Regions from separate parts of the Mus musculus genome. Here region 2 is linked to region 1. A link is a contact called in ENCODE Hi-C or POLR2A ChIA-PET data. All regions are on one chromosome and are shown on one strand. Each heading gives the region's core, a stretch centred on a gene start or an enhancer-like site at or near the end of the contact. The rest is flanking DNA. Distances are from core to core; before and after follow the strand shown. Region 1 holds the start of Cxcl1 (chemokine (C-X-C motif) ligand 1). Region 2 holds the start of Mthfd2l (methylenetetrahydrofolate dehydrogenase (NADP+ dependent) 2-like).

What was found. Hi-C counts contacts between places; a loop is a spot of excess contacts on that map. ChIA-PET counts read pairs that join two places held with the same protein, here RNA polymerase II (POLR2A).
Region 2: a loop to region 1 is called in a map of heart, with 5 times the contacts of the local background. The contact joins the promoter of Mthfd2l here to the promoter of Cxcl1 in region 1. A Hi-C loop is called at or near these places in 1 of 37 maps with a recorded cell type or tissue (heart). POLR2A ChIA-PET finds 5 or more read pairs at or near these places in 1 of 5 experiments (Patski).

What each region holds. Positions count from the first base shown.
Region 1 is chr5:90,888,594-90,893,690 of GRCm38, reverse strand. It overlaps Cxcl1 (chemokine (C-X-C motif) ligand 1), which reads right to left and starts at 2,446. Exons shown (of 4, transcript NM_008176.3): 1 at 2,311-2,446; 2 at 2,098-2,221; 3 at 1,902-1,982; 4 at 570-1,183. The coding sequence starts at 2,380. The coding sequence ends at 1,168.
Region 2 is chr5:90,928,599-90,933,695 of GRCm38, reverse strand. Mthfd2l (methylenetetrahydrofolate dehydrogenase (NADP+ dependent) 2-like) reads right to left here and starts at 2,500. Exons shown (of 8, transcript NM_026788.1): 1 at 2,263-2,500. The coding sequence starts at 2,378.

The DNA of each region.
Region 1 (5,097 bases), core at 1,197-3,696:
TTCTGGTCACCAACCTCATCAAAAAGGAAAGATAATTACACAGTTTGGAAGACCCACATACCAAAGGGCTTGTTACCGTGTTTATAAGACTTCAAGAGTTTGTCAAGAATTTCAGAGCCAGGTGTATCCACTCTGCATAACTGTAATCCTGGCGTGCAGGGAGCCTGCAGAGGAAGGACTGAGAGTTCAAAGCCAGTCTAGACAGCTTTGCACGACCCCTCTATCCCGTTCAAGTCCTAACCAGGCCCGATCCTGCTTAGCTTCTGAGATAAGAGGAGATCGAGCTCGTTCAGGGTGGTCTGGCCGTAGACAATCCCTCTCTCAAAATTAAACAATAATAACAGCAAAGGTATTTTTTTAAAAAAAGGAACTTTTTTTTGAGTAAAAAAATTGGTCAGTGTAGAGCTAGAAATTATCAAGAAAGTTGGGGAATCATAGAATGTGTTTTTCAGGGGTAGCAATTGCTCCTCCTCAAGTATGCAAGTCATAAGAAATTCCAGCCATCATAGGTACAAGATTAACTACAAACCACCATGTCAAGAAGAATAAGACAAAAAGCACCCATGTTATTTTTTTTAATAAAACTTTTATTTTTACTTCATTTGTAACAGTCCTTTGAACGTCTCTGTCCCGAGCGAGACGAGACCAGGAGAAACAGGGTTAAAGAATGTAAAAGGGCATTATGCCCTACCAACTAGACACAAAATGTCCAAGGGAAGCGTCAACACGTGCGTGTTGACCATACAATATGAAAGACGACTTTCAATAAATAACTGACATTCTTTTCAAGACATACAAACACAGCCTCCCACACATGTCCTCACCCTAATACATACAAAACATAATACTAAACTCTATCTCTCTGCACTTCTTTTCGCACAACACCCTTCTACTAGCACAGTGGTTGACACTTAGTGGTCTCCCAATAAATATTAGTTTAATGAAATATTTTAAGCCTACCCATCTTTAAACTGAACAAGCAGAACTGAACTACCATCGATGAAATGTATCCACACTGTTAAATATTAATGTAAAATAAAAACCACACACTTTGTGGAATAAATAAATACATAAATAAATAGGACCCTCAAAAGAAATTGTATAGTGTTGTCAGAAGCCAGCGTTCACCAGACAGGTGCCATCAGAGCAGTCTGTCTTCTTTCTCCGTTACTTGGGGACACCTCTGCAATCAGAAAAGAGTCATTGTTACAAATAGTCATCAAAGCCTTTCTTCTTTTATTCCAGCCCCTGAGGCTCCAGATGGGCTTTCTACATGTCTACACTTGCACCCAGAGTTCTGTACTGTCGGTTCCTGTGGAGTCAATCACTTGACTTGGAAAACAAAAACAAACAAAAACAAAAACAAACAAACAAAAACCTACTTCAGCATGGGTTAATTTACAAGTGTGACTTTAATCCTCTCTCACTCACAACTCTGTGATATAGCTGCTATTATCTCCCCTACTTGGCTTAAATTCAATAAATTATGTAACATTCACAGAGACCTTAGCCTTGAACTCAGGGAAATCTCACTGGCAAAAGAAGGCTCGGGCATGCTTTGCCAGCCCCTAAGGAGACTTTTAAAGGCTATTGGCGACTTCTCCATCTTTTAGGAACTGTTGCCACTGACCATTTGCATAGGGGTTTTGAGTGTGGTAATAATTATACACAATAGTAATTGTGTAATATACAATAGTAATTGTGTCCAAGAGGACACAATTCTCTAGCATCAGAACCAATTAATGATCTCAAATTAAGGTCAATTACCAAAATAATAACCACAACTTTCCGACCTCCTGATAAACACAGACTTTCCTTGATAGAATTAACGTTCAGGGGTCATATGCCAGTACTCCCACCCTTGACTCTAGTCTCGGGTACAAACACAAGTCACAACTCACTTTAGCATCTTTTGGACAATTTTCTGAACCAAGGGAGCTTCAGGGTCAAGGCAAGCCTCGCGACCATTCTTGAGTGTGGCTCTGCAGAGAGAAGGATAGACCCACATGTTAGGCATTCCCACTAGGAGAAGTGTGGGGGCGCGGGAGGGTTTGGGCGAGTCTGGAAGTGGCAGAAGCTAACCGGGAAGATACTCACATGACTTCGGTTTGGGTGCAGTGGGGCCCTGAGGGCAACACCTTCAAGCTCTGGATGTTCTTGAGGTGAATCCCAGCCATGGTCTGCAGGCACTGACAGCGCAGCTCATTGGCGATAGGCGCCCCTATGGGAGAAGACTCTTGGTCAGCGGGACTGTGGGAGGCTGCGCTCACCAGAGGTCCCTCCTCCCCCAGTGGCAGTGGCGAGACCTACCTGTGGCCAGGCGGCTGGTGGCCAGCAGCAGCAGCGCTGCACAGAGAAGCGAGCGGGTGGCTGGGATCATGGTGCTGTGTTGGAGTGTGGCTGGAGTCTGGAGTGCTGGAACTGGTTAGAGGCTCTGAGTCCTGTTGTGGAGCTCTAGGGCTCCCGCGAGCCCCTTTTATGCTCGAAACTCCAGAGCTCCGGGCCAGGGAAATTCCCGGAGTACAGGGTGTTTCCCTGCAACCGGAAAGGACATCGCTCCTCCCCCTTGCTCCACTCCCAAGGATTAGACTCTGGGATTTTTGCTTTTTGCCCCAAAGTCCCAAAGGGGAGGGAGTGACGTGCTTCGCTGGACAAGTGACGGCTGGGGGGTTGGGGGGGGGAGGAGTAGTGAGACTTCAGAGTCTCCAGTGCTCAGGGCGAGGTGGGTCACACGCGTTATGTGCACGTGGGCGCCACGCCACCTAGGATTCCACTTGGTGTACTACAGTGATTTGCGGGGATGGAAGCTTGTCTTGTTTTTTGAGTGTGGCAGATTAACGCATTCTTTAAAAAGACATCTACCCTCTCTTATCCCACGTGAGGTGGTTTGCTTTTGCCAACTGTTTTTGTGGTAAATCACAGTTGGTGGTTTGTATCAGGGAGGCATGTGAAGAGGGTGAGGAGAAAGATCACTGTCAAGGTTAGGTCCCTGTTTATTTTAGAATGCTGTAGCAATCTCCTCTTTGTTTTTTGAGCTTGGGAACTTCCCGAAAGTCCGAACTCCCGGTGTGGTTCCTGAAGCATCCCTACCCTGCTGTATAGCAGGTCATATTTTGTTTTGACTAAGGAAAGTCCACGGGAAAGCTGTGGGTTTTTTTCTGGGCTGAGGAGGGGGTTCCTAGATATAAAAGGCCACAGATGTCACAAGCACCAGTCTAACAGCAAAGGGCTATGGCTTTATATAACTATTAGTCTACTTGTACAACTATTTTCATGCTATCTGAATCTATCTGTATTGTAAAACTGAGTCTTTGAATATTATTATTATTATTATTATTATTATTATTATTATTATTAATTACTACTCAGGGTTACCTAGAACTAGCTATTGAACTTCCAAGCCTTCTCCTCCCACCTTCCAAGTGCTTCTTAGACTCAGGAGCCAATACACCAGACTTAGATAATTACTGACATATTTGTTGCTCTCTATTTAAACAATTTCAGAATCTGCCTGAATGCAGTCTTAGGTCTCCAGATTGTTGTCGTTATTGTTGTTTGTTTGTTTGTGTTTGTTTTTGTCATTGTTGGTATTTGAATGTAGATCCTAGCTGAACATCCATTGATTCTATGTCTCTGTGAGGGAGAACTGGAGCTATCATGTAAGAAACCCTTGGTCTGGGTGTACTCTACATGTGGAGCTACAGAGGCAGCCTGACTATTAGGATTAAAACTTCAGCTTCAACGAGTCCCCACGCAATGGTCACTGGCAATCTCTCCAACCTCAAGTATGTTTCTCATCTGTAAAAGAAAGCCAATAGTAGCATTTGCTTCACAGAGCTGATATACTAAGATGAAATGTGCTAGCATCCGGGTGCTATTTAAGCATTTTGCAAATAGCTACCAAATAAAGGAAGAGACGTGGTACTCTACAACTTTATTGGCAACAAATTGAATGATCATAAAGGTGGGGTACTCAGATTAGGATTAATGCCCCATGAGAGTTCAGAGGTCATCTGTGCTGAGTCTTACTCCCTTCTTCCCTGAGGTCTCTGCAAGGAAATGGTAGCCATCTGCACAGGAGAGTCCTTCACCAAGCACTACACCTGTTTCCAAACTTCCTAAGATTAGCTGTTTTGAAGGGTACCGTGATAAGAGAATTCCTCCTTGTTTTACTATAGCTGGATGCCGCTGATATATACAAGCTGCAAATCACAGAACAACCTACTGGAGTCATGTCTTAAAAATAGAAGCTCACTAGGGCTGGAGGAATGGCTCAGCAGCTAAGAGCATGTTCTGTTCTTGCAAAAGAGGTAAGTTCAATTATCAGGCAATTCCCAATCATCTGTAATTCCAGCTCCAGGGACAGCTAACGCCTGATGCCTCAGCCGGCCCCTGTACTAACATATGCGCATCCACACTCAAGTGGATGAGTGAATGTACACAGTCAATGTAAAACATTTCCAATCTTTATTAAGTCTCAAAAATGTCCCTCATAGAACTAATATAAAAATACAACCACTTAACATCTGTAAAGTATCCTTCAAGTAAAAGTTACTGAAAGTAATGTTAACTAAAGCAAACCAGTAAGATATGAAATTATTGAAACTAAAAAATAACATTTTATACATTCCATTCAGTAAAAGGAAAGGCATAAATACAGAACGTACAATAGTGGTTGCCCAGGAGAAAGGGATTTAGAAATTTATTATTATTGTTTGTATGTGTGTGCATGTGTGTTGGATGTATGTGGAGGGTGCATGTGGAAACAGTGGTTGACACTGGGATGTTTATCTTGATTGCTTTCCAGCTTGATTTGGAGTCAGGGCTCCCCATTAACCTCACAGCTTTGGATAGACTGGCTGGCTGCCGAACCCTGGCATCTGCCCGTCTATCCAGGCCTCCACAGTGCTGTGATCATAGAGACATGCATTCAGTCACTCCTCATCGTTATTTTGGTGCTGGACACGTGAATTTAGGTCTCAATGCTTGGACAGCAAGTATTTTACCCACTGAACCATCTTTCCAGCCATGGAAGTTATCAAACAGACGTAGGGTTTCCATTTATATGATGAAGGCATTTTGGAAATGGATGGCAGT
Region 2 (5,097 bases), core at 1,251-3,750, 40 kb before region 1:
GACCAGTACTAGCTAATGTGCAAAGTCTATGACATTCCTGCCCCACAGGGCTGGCTTGGCAGCTGCTAAGTTCCTCCCAGTGAAAAGCACAAGCCCCAGACTTATGCAGTGTTTTAAACCACAGCCATCCTGACTGGTAAAATCCCTACACAGTACCACAAAGAGCGAATAATTTAAGCTCCAAGATGATTTTTTTAAACATTTTTGACCATGTAAGTAGTTCTTTTCACAACAAAAGAAGCTCCAAAAAAAATAGAAAGACATCTATGTATTTACATTAATTTCCCTCATTTATTAAGCTGTAATTTTCATGCATAAATAGGATAGCTAACAAAGAATTTTGAAGGGAAAAGTTATTGCAAAATGAATAGTAAATAATGTTATGAGATCTTATAGCTTCCAAATTGAATCAAATATTATTTCTTGAAATTCAACATACTAAATTAACCTTCCATGTAAAGAATACTTAGTGTGTTCCATTTTTATAGGTGTCTACTGAGACAAGAAATAAAAAAACGTCAACAATCTTTTTCCACTTAAGGGCTCTAAAATGTGACAAATTGGTTAATTTAAAATAGTTAATGTCACTGAGGAAAGAGTTTATGTAATCAAGGATAATTTCCAATAAAAAAATATACTATGATTCAAATGTCATGCCAACAGGAATGATGTTAAGTGTGACAATGAGGGACCAGACAAATGAGGTGTCACTTAAAAAGATGACTGAATGGGGAGGCAGACAGTGGCAACCTCTGGAAGATGGAGTCTCTTCTCTCTGCTGGCCCTAGAAGAGAAAAGAGACACCAATAAACATCAACACACTGTCCAAATTCCTCCCCACCCGAGATACACCAGTCTGCTGGTGTTTCTCATCTTCACAGCCAGCCTTGCCTTCAGGTAAAGCGGTCAGGGCCAAAAGAAAGGTCAAAAAAGTACCACCATATCCGAACTTGGTTAGTGCCGTCTTAAAAAGCAAAAACGCTACAAAATGGCATTTCTTTTCTTACATAATTGTAATCTGCATCAAACAGAATGGGAAGCAGGCAGGCACAAAGTAATGTCTTTTATCATCACAGTTTGAAAGAAATAGTCTTCCAAAACAGACTGCACCTTTAATTCTAAGGTATCAGAGTTCAAACCCAAGGCCTGCCACCAGACCAAACTACAAATTGCAAGATGGGAAGTTTCTATGAATGGATGGATATCTATGTGTTTGTGGGTGTGGAGCATGTGGCTACAACCAAATACTGAGGTTGTAACTGTTGTTTCAGTAGGAATTAGGCAAGGAGCAAATGGGGAGATGGAGACATCGAACTGATGAAGGGACATTAATCAACTTATACACTAACAAAAAAATTACCATTATTCTAGAGGGAAGCACTAAAAACTTGAAATTCCAAGGATAATGATTTAAATAGGATACTCTTGGTAGACAACCCCTTCAAGTCTGGATTGCAAACAGAACCCTTACAAATCTGTTCTTCCAAGGGAGGAGAGCACTCTGGCTAAACAGCAAATCCCAACGCTGCTACTACAGGCCAACAGTGTACAGCAATAGAATTCCGAAGCTGTATCATTTACCACACATCCTCTTCTATAGACCTAGTCACTACAAACCATCTCCGAAGTTAAGACTACAGAAAGAACTTTAAATTTCAGTGACTCAAAACTAAGATCCAAATACGTATGATGGGGAGTTAATTTAAATCACACAGCACCTATGGGCACAGCCTCACTGTACTTTTCCTTGAGGACACAAAGTGACTATAAACCGTCAAGCGAGAGTCTCCAGCCACCTAAGAAGCACTGGAAGTTTACAAATGAGTTTTTCTGAACTCGAAGGCCCTGGGCAAGACACTATGCATTGCTGTTGTTCCATAGGTTGGATTCCCCAGCAGACAAGGGACGCTGCGGCAGCGTGGCCTGTTCCTGGGCACCACGGTGTCTTTTCATTGTCCCGGGCAGCAACCAAATCCGAAGGCTGCCAAGCGCCCTACAAGCGGAGAGGCCAGCCTGGACTGCATGCAGTTTAAGGAAACTGTAAGACATTCCGAGGTGGGAAAGATTACAGCAAGCCGGTGACAAAGGACTAAAGAAACAGAAACGCTGGACTACAGGTCTGCACAGCGCCTACTCCTCCTCGCACAAGAACAGTCTGAACAAAGCCGCGGCCCATTGCCTGAGCGCCTCGCACCGCGGCCACCCCGGGCCTCCGCAGGCCCCGCCGCCGCCCAGCGCGCGGCCCCTGCCCGCAGCTCCTACCTCCGGCCGCTGCTCCCGAAGCCGCGCCACGCGCGCTCGGCGACGCCCGGGGCTCGCACAGGCCCTCGGCCCAGACGGCCCCGGAGCAGCGAGAAGCCGCGGGCCCGCGTCGCCATGCCTCGCCGTCCGCCTCCGGGGGTCCCGCGGTCAGCTCAGCGACACGCCCGGGGCCCTCAGCAGGGTTCCGGGGCGCGGGGCGGGGCCGAGCCCCGAGAAGGCAGAGGCGGCACCGCTGGTGGCCGCGGGGTGGCGGGCGACTTGGCTCCAACCCGTGCACGCTGTCGCCACGGGAGCACAGGGAAGTCCTCGGCCGTTCTTGCAGGCAGCAAGGCCCCCTTGTGCCCCAGGCCCAGCTCTAGTCCCTGGTCTCGTTTCCATGGTTACAGGGAGGGCAGCTTGGAGCAGTAAAGTTGTTGCAGGTCTTTGCTTTTCACTCCCTGTGCGACCTTAAGATGCATTGAAAAAGAAACTCAAGGAGAGGAAGAAACAAAGATGTCCTTGGGATTTCTATCAGTCTTCAGCATCCTTGACACTTCCAGAAGATCCTAGAGTTTGTGGAACCTTAAAGCAGAGGGAGTTTGCAATGAGAAAGCAAAAATCATCTGCAAAGCTAACAGGAAATATTCCTCCCAAGGTCAAGCTGTGGCAGTGATGCGAGGGGCAAGAGCTGTTTAGACTACTGTCTGACTGAGGAAACTAGTTATGGAAAGTCCCAGATGTTAGAGAGCTTGTTCTGTGAAAAAACCATCAAGAACAGTGGTGCAATGTCTGTCTGGTAGAAGGCATTTAATCACAGAAAGAAAACATAGAAGAAAATCTTGGCATCGAGACTTTTTATGTAACACTTTATCATAGTGTATAAAAAAAATTTAAATTTCTGCTGTGGGGGAAAAATAAACCTGTTAAGAGAATGAAAAGGCAAGGAAAAAGTTTCGTTGAGGGGTGGGTGTTTGTAAAATACTTGTTGTGAACTTGTACCCCAAATATACAAGTGTAGTCTCCCCTCCCCCAGCCTGAAACCTGCTTGCTCAGGGGTGGAGCTTCCTGCTCATTCGTTCTGCCACGCCCACTGCTGGAACCTGAGGAGCCACACACGTGCACCTTTCTACTGGACCCGAGATTATTCGGCGGGAATCGGGTCCCCTCCCCCTTCCTTCATAACTAGTGTCGCAACAATAAAATTTGAGCCTTGATCAGAGTAACTGTCTTGGCTACATTCTTTTCTCTCGCCACCTAGCCCCTCTTCTCTTCCAGGTTTCCAAAATGCCTTTTCAGGCTAGAACCCAGGTTGTGGTCTGCTGGCCGGACACAACAATTGGTGAACCAACTCGGGACTGAGAAACGGCAAAGGATTTTTGGAAGAGACGCTGCTGGTTCGGAGCTCCATAAAATAAAGGATAAGGGAAATTCATACCGGAGAAGGTATGGGCTAAGCTGAGACAGCGTTAAACCCGAGCGCTGGTTCACTTAGGTTCAGCAGTGAGGAGCTGGGTAATAGGCGGTAGGCCGTAGCTCTCCGAAGCTACATGAGGTGTGAGAAAAGAAAGGGTTTATTAAAAGGAATAGGCAGATTGCCCCAGTTAATAAAAAATGCATCATAAGGGAGGAAAATGTCCCAAAAAGCAGAGAGAAATATCTCTCTGGGCCTTATAGCAGGAGTACTCTGTTCCCTTTTGTGTCTTGTCTAATGTCCGGTGCACCAATCTGTTCTCGTGTTCAATTCATGTATGTTCGTGTCCAGTCTGTATGAATGAATGTTCTATGTTTTATGTTGGATAATAAAGATGGTATAAAAAACTTTATCTGCAAAGCCGAGAGCTGCCACGTGTTTCAGCCAGGAATCAGACACATGGCGGGAGGGCCCCTGCTGGAAAAACTGTTCGTTTTAGGAAATAAGGGCGAGTGCACAGCCTCTAAGTTTCGGAGTAAAAAAGCTAATAAATGGTTTATGATTAATGTGTTTGACAATGGTAAAGTGTTTTTTATTCTATGATTGTAGCTACAAAAATTATTATTCTCTGATTGGTCTAAATGTAACTGCTTCATTTGGTTCTTTTTTATTGGTAATGTGCTCTGAGTGTTTTCACAATCAGCTCATAAGTTGTTGGTTAAGATTAATAATTGTTACATTGCTACAGATGGTTAGTGTTAAATTTGATAACTCAAGTTTAGAGTCCTTCCGACACATGGCATAAGGCAGCCCAAGAGGCTGGGTCTCTAAAGATATTTCTAGTTTAGGTAATAATTAATGTGGTTCGTATCCTAAATAGTAAAATTTAAGATAAGATTTAAAGCAACGTCTTTTTATTAAAAAGCATTAAAGCTTGCTTTAATAGGTATTCATAGGTATTAATTGACATCCAAACTTCGTAATATGATAGTAATGCTTCTAATATTGATTTTAAAGATAATAAATTGTTTTAAACTTGGGTTTTACTTTCCCAGGGTTGTAGGTATTATCCTAACCTTGCACAAAAACTTAAAAATTATGGTTAAAACTGCTATTGTTCCATTGACTGCAGCTTGCAGTTTGACTTCAAATTTAAGATCTTTAATTCACCTGTATACTGTAATTAAGATAATTACAAGAGTAATCATCTTATGAGAGCGCTCATACAGCTCACTTCGTACAAAACGGTGACAGAGTTATCTAGTTATGTTTGTCTTTGTAAATAGATTAGACAAACAGTTTGGTTATAGTTGCTGCCTGGCAGGAAACTGCAGTACGGGCAATTTTTTCACAACACTAAAGTTGTAAAGAACGTTTTAACTGTAAGTCATCTTAAGAAAGAGTATCAAAATTTAGAGGCGTAGACAGTTATATTGTTCCTCTAA